Regions from separate parts of the Homo sapiens genome. Here region 1 is linked to region 2. Evidence: read pairs that join two places in POLR2A ChIA-PET (ENCODE). Cell type or tissue: Caco-2. All regions are shown on one strand.

Region 1 (2,500 bases), 86 kb after region 2:
TAAAAATCACTTATCCTCTGTGGACCTTAGGTTCTTCAGGGGTAAAGAGAGAGGTTGGAATACATGGTCTCCAAGGCATCTTTCTAGTAGAACAGACTTGGCCCCTGCCGTCAAGGGGCCATGCACAAGTCACGTTTGTAGCAAACGTTTATTTGTGCAGGGAATGAAAAGTAAACTGGTCAACGACATTTAGTGGATGGAAAACAAGACTCCGTGTACTTAGGATGCACGTGGTCAGGACAGGGTCCACTTGGAGTTCTTGTAGCAAAAGAACAGCCGCAGAGAGAAGTTCAAGATGCTGATGAAAAAAGGAAGCAAGGGAGGAAGAAAGGAGAGATGGATGATAGGAAAGAAAGCACCCCTCTTGGCTTTAGAATGGCAGCAGAGTCCACACCCTCATTTGCTGGGGAAACACTTGGTCTAGCCTAGGGGGTCCCAAACCTGGCTGATAGTTCTTTTTTTTTTTTTTTTTTTTTTTTTTTTTTTTTTTTTTGAGGCGGAGTCTGGCTCTTGCCCAGCCTGGAGTGCAGTGGTGTGATCTCCGCTCACTGCAAGCTCTGCCTCCCGGGTTCACGCCATTCTCCTGCCTCAGCCTCCCGAGTAGCTGGGACTACAGGTGCCCGCCACCGCGCCTGGCTAATTTTTTGTACTTTTAGTAGAGACGGGGTTTCACCTTGTTAACCAGGATGGTCTCAATCTCCTGACCTCGTGATCCGCCCGCCTCGGCCTCCCAAAGTGCTGGGATTACAGGCGTGAGCCACCGTGCCCAGCCCCTGGCTGATTGTTCTAATCACCTGGACAGGTTGTAAGAATATTAATTCTTGGGCTCCATCTCAGAGACTTAAAATCATTAGATCTAGGAGTGGGACCACAGAATCTGTCTCTTTAACAAACAGCCCCCTGGAGGCTGTTTCACAGACCAGTTTTGGGGAACCTCAACTTGATTTTGTAAGAGGTGTTATCCCCCGTCATTACAAGTGATGTCCTTCCCTGGCACATTGTCATAGCCACTTAACATGAATAAGAATAGGTAATGTTCATTAAGCACTTACTATATGCCAGGAATTGTTCTAAGCATGTATACATACACACAATCTATACTCATCTATATTGATGAGTGTGTGTGTGTGTGTGTATGTACACACACCTTCCAATAACCCCGTGAAACAGGTGCTATTAACATCCCTGTTTTTACAGATGAGGCAATCGAGCAATTTAAAGGTTAGGTAAGGGTAGAGCTGCTTGTAGCTGGGCGTCGGGGTGCATACAGAGTCAAGATCATAGCACACGTGCCAGCACAGCGCTCTGGGAACATGAAGTCACAAGTGTGGAATCAGGAGAGGCTGCGTGGAGAAGGCAATCTTGGCTAGTTCTGCTTGTCCCTGGATAGGAGGACACACCACCTGTGATGACAGTCTGCCTGCCGGGCTTCCTTCCCTGTCCCTGTGACTTCTGCTTTGTGGACACGAGGCATGTGGCAGCCAGGGCCAGACGGCACCTTTGGACCCAGTGGACCAAGCCCCCTTCGGGCCGGCGGTCACTTCCTCCTGCCCTCTGTCCATGGGGAGTTCCACATTCCTGTGGGGCTCCAGCTCTATGACAGGGTATGAGATAAGTGTCACTCAGACCCCATCTGGGCTTAAGATGCGAGAAGAGGAAATGGGCTGAGTTTGCCGCAGGCATGGTTTAGAGTTACACACCAGGGGGTTTCTGAGGTGGTTTTAGGGGAGAGGCACCAGGGGAGACTCTTGATCTGGGCTCTGGGATCAGCCAGGCCTGCAGTCAAGTCCAGACTTGTGATCTTGAGCAAGTTATTCAGCCTTTCTGATCTTCACTTCCCCACCATGAGAAAGGGATAATGATAGCAGCTGCCTGCCCGTGGGGTGGTGTGTGCTTAACTGAGATGGGGAGTGTAGGCACTTGGAACAGCGCACAGCACATGAGATGCACTTAATAAATGTCTGTTTTATTACTATTTAAAGATCTTGGTCAGGCACGGTGGCTCATGCCTGTAATCCCAACACTCTGGGAGGCTGAGGTGGGACGATCGCTTGAGCCCAGGAGTTCAAGACTAGCCTGGGCAACATAGTGAGACCTCGTTTCTGCAAAAAAATTTAAAAATTAGCTTGGCATGGGTGGATGGCTCTGGTCCTAGCTTCTCAGGAGGCTGAGGTGGGAGGATCGCTTAAGTCCAGGCAGTTGAAGCTGAGGCTGCAGTGAGCTGTGATCACACCATTCGGCGGACAGAGCTAGATCTGGGCTGGGTAATGGAGCTAGATCCTGTCTCAAAACAAACAAACAAACAAACAAAAAAAACAAAAAAAACAAAAAAAGATATTTAAGGGCACATTAGATACCCACTGCTCATTACTTTCTGCCTCAAAAATGGAAGCAGTGGACCACACTATGGGAAATTGGCATTCATCTCTTCTTTTTGACATGCTCTGGGCTGGGGTGGGACACAAGGAGCTCTCCAGGCACTGGCAGCAGGAGCCTGTGC
Region 2 (2,500 bases):
TGCGTGACAGAGTGAGTGAAACTCCAACTAAAAAAATACTATTAAAGTATTGGTTGATATTTATTGGATCTTTCTTGATGTAAAGTAGATCAAATTATTGCATGTATCATAATTGTAGGTGTCAGCTTTTTTCTTCTTTTTAGGAATGTGCGGCAAGAGGAGAAGACTATGAGAAAGTGAAGTTGCTGGAGATCAGTGCAGAAGATGCAGAAAGATGGGAGAGGAAAAAGAAGAGGAAAAACCCTGATCTGGGATTTTCAGGTCAGATTGACCTTTATTGAACCTTATTGACTGGGCTGTTAGTCATTTCCTTCATTGTTTCTGGTTTCAAGAAAGGATGTGCCTCTTGTGCTTCGTGGGATATTCTTGATGAGGCTTAAGACCAAGAAAAGTACAAATATGTCTCTTAGGAGAGAAGTTAAAAAAAAAGGCTGTACTTCAGTTAGCCAGGTTTTTAAATACTTGATGATAAAATTTATCAAAGTCTGTTTGTCAGCATCTTCAGGATAGAAGCTATGCTTAGAATAGTGTTATGGGCATATATTACTTCACACAGATTGAGTATCCCTAGTATGAAAATCTGAAATCCCAAATGTTGCAAAATCCAAAACTGTTTGAATGCCAACATGGTGCTATGATGCTCAAAGGAAATGCTGATTGGAGCATTTCAGATTTTGAATTTAAGTATAATAAAGATATTCCAAAATCTGAAAAAAATCAGAAACACTTCCGATTCCAAGCGTTTTGGATAAAAGATACTCACCTGTGATAATTTAGATTTTTCTCTCAATAGGAAGGTCCAAACAAGGAAATATATTATCGCTGATTCTCATTTTATATTTTTAGATTATGCTGCTGCCCAGTTACGCCAGTATCATCGGTTGACCAAGCAGATCAAACCTGACATGGAAACATATGAGAGACTGAGAGAAAAACAGTAAGTCCTTTTTCAACCTGAGGTGATGTGGATGTATTTGTGTGTGTGTGTGTGTATACATGTACATAAATAGAAACATGCTTTAATGCTAAGGTATGGGTTATTAATAGTTGTCTAAGGATGGTCTCTGTTTTTTCTGGATATTTTTTTCCTTTGAGATGGAGTCTTGCTTTCTCACCCAGGCTGGAGTGCAGTGAATGGTGCGGTCTCAGCTCACTGCAACCTCCGCCACCTGGGTTCAAGCAATTCTTCTGCCTCAGCCTCCTGAGTAGCTGGGATTACAGGCGCCCGCCACCACGCCCAACTAATTTTTGTAGTTTTAGCTGAGATGGGGTTTCACCACGTTGGCCAGGCTGGTCTTGAACTCCTGACCTCAAGTGATCCGTCCACCTCAGCCTCCCAAAGTGCTGGGATTACAGGCGTGAGCTACTGCGCCCGGCCCTTCCTTTTTTTTTTTTTAAGAGACGGTGTCTCGCTCTGTTGCTTAAGCTGGAGTGCATTGACACTGTCATAACTCACTGTAACCTCAAACTTGTGGCCTCAAGGGATCCTCCCACATCAGCCTCCCCAGTAGCTAGGATTACAGACATGTGCCACGATTCCTGGCTAATTAATTTTTTTGTGGAGACGGGGTCTCACTGTGTTGCTCAGGCTGTCTCAAACTCCTGGCCTCAAGTGATCCTCCATCCTTGGCCTCCCACATGGTTGAGATTACAGGTGTGAGCCACTGTGCCAGGCCTAGTCTCTGTTTTGACAGCACTGTTTATTGCTTACTTCACAGCTATTAAATTAATCACATGTTTTTTGTTTTGTTCTTAACTGGGCATTCTAAGACTGGTTGTTGATTGGTTAACACCCTGATTGTCGTAGTTACTTAGATATTATTTTAGGAGGCAGAATGCTTTAGTGCTGGGGTTGGTGAACTTTTTCTGTGAAGGACCAGATAGTAAATATTTTAGCTTTGTGGGCCATATAGTCTCTGTCACAGCTATTCAGCTGTGCTGCTGCAGTGCAAAAGCAGCTGCAGAGAATTCATAAATGAAGCCTCTTTTCATAAACAGGTGGTGGGCTGCTGTAGTTTGGCAGCTTGTTTTAGTGGAAAAGGAAATAACCTCAGGATGGAGCTCTAATCCCAGCTCTGTTCCTAGCACTTTGTGACCTCTGATAAGTCCTGGAGCCTCTCTGCCTGTTGGCTCTTTGATCTGTACAGTGAAGGTGTTGGCGTAGATGATGTCTTAGGTTCCTTTCAATTCTGTAATTTTTTATTTTTTATTTTTATTTTTATTTTTTTTTTGAGATAGAATCTCGCTCTGTCGCCCAGGCTGGAGTGCAGTGGTGCAATCTTGACTCACTGCAGCCTCCGCCTCCTGGGTTCAAGTGATTCTTCTGCCAAGTAGCTGGGACTACAGGTGCCCGCCACCACGCCTGGCTAATTTTTTTGTATTTTTAGTAGAGATGGGGTTTCACCATGTTGGCCAGGCTGGTCTTGAACTCCTGACCTCAGGTGATGTGCCCACCTTGGCCTCCCAAAGTGCTGGGATTATTGGTGTGAGCCACTGCACA

The links. ChIA-PET counts read pairs that join two places held together with the same protein. Peaks named below come from ENCODE experiments on the same cell type or tissue, not always from the same donor. Only the 100,000 strongest peaks of a DNase experiment are listed, where the experiment ranks them.
Region 1: POLR2A ChIA-PET joins it to region 2 with 5 read pairs; 2 of 35 experiments call an interaction of 5 or more read pairs at or near these places.

The regions. Positions count from the first base shown.
Region 1 is chr1:25,139,517-25,142,016 of GRCh38, reverse strand. No RefSeq gene overlaps it. Among named protein-coding and RNA genes, the nearest start is that of SYF2, 92 kb to the left of the region's middle. RefSeq lists enhancers at 1,343-1,422, 1,723-1,842. In Caco-2, no CTCF peak of the experiment used is centred here; a DNase peak (open chromatin) is centred at 1,496.
Region 2 is chr1:25,225,879-25,228,378 of GRCh38, reverse strand. It overlaps SYF2 (SYF2 pre-mRNA splicing factor), which reads left to right. Exons shown (of 7, transcript NM_015484.5): 4 at 144-261; 5 at 847-937. Among named protein-coding and RNA genes, the nearest start is that of SYF2, 5.4 kb to the left of the region's middle. RefSeq lists an enhancer at 1-850. In Caco-2, no CTCF peak of the experiment used is centred here; no DNase peak of the experiment used is centred here.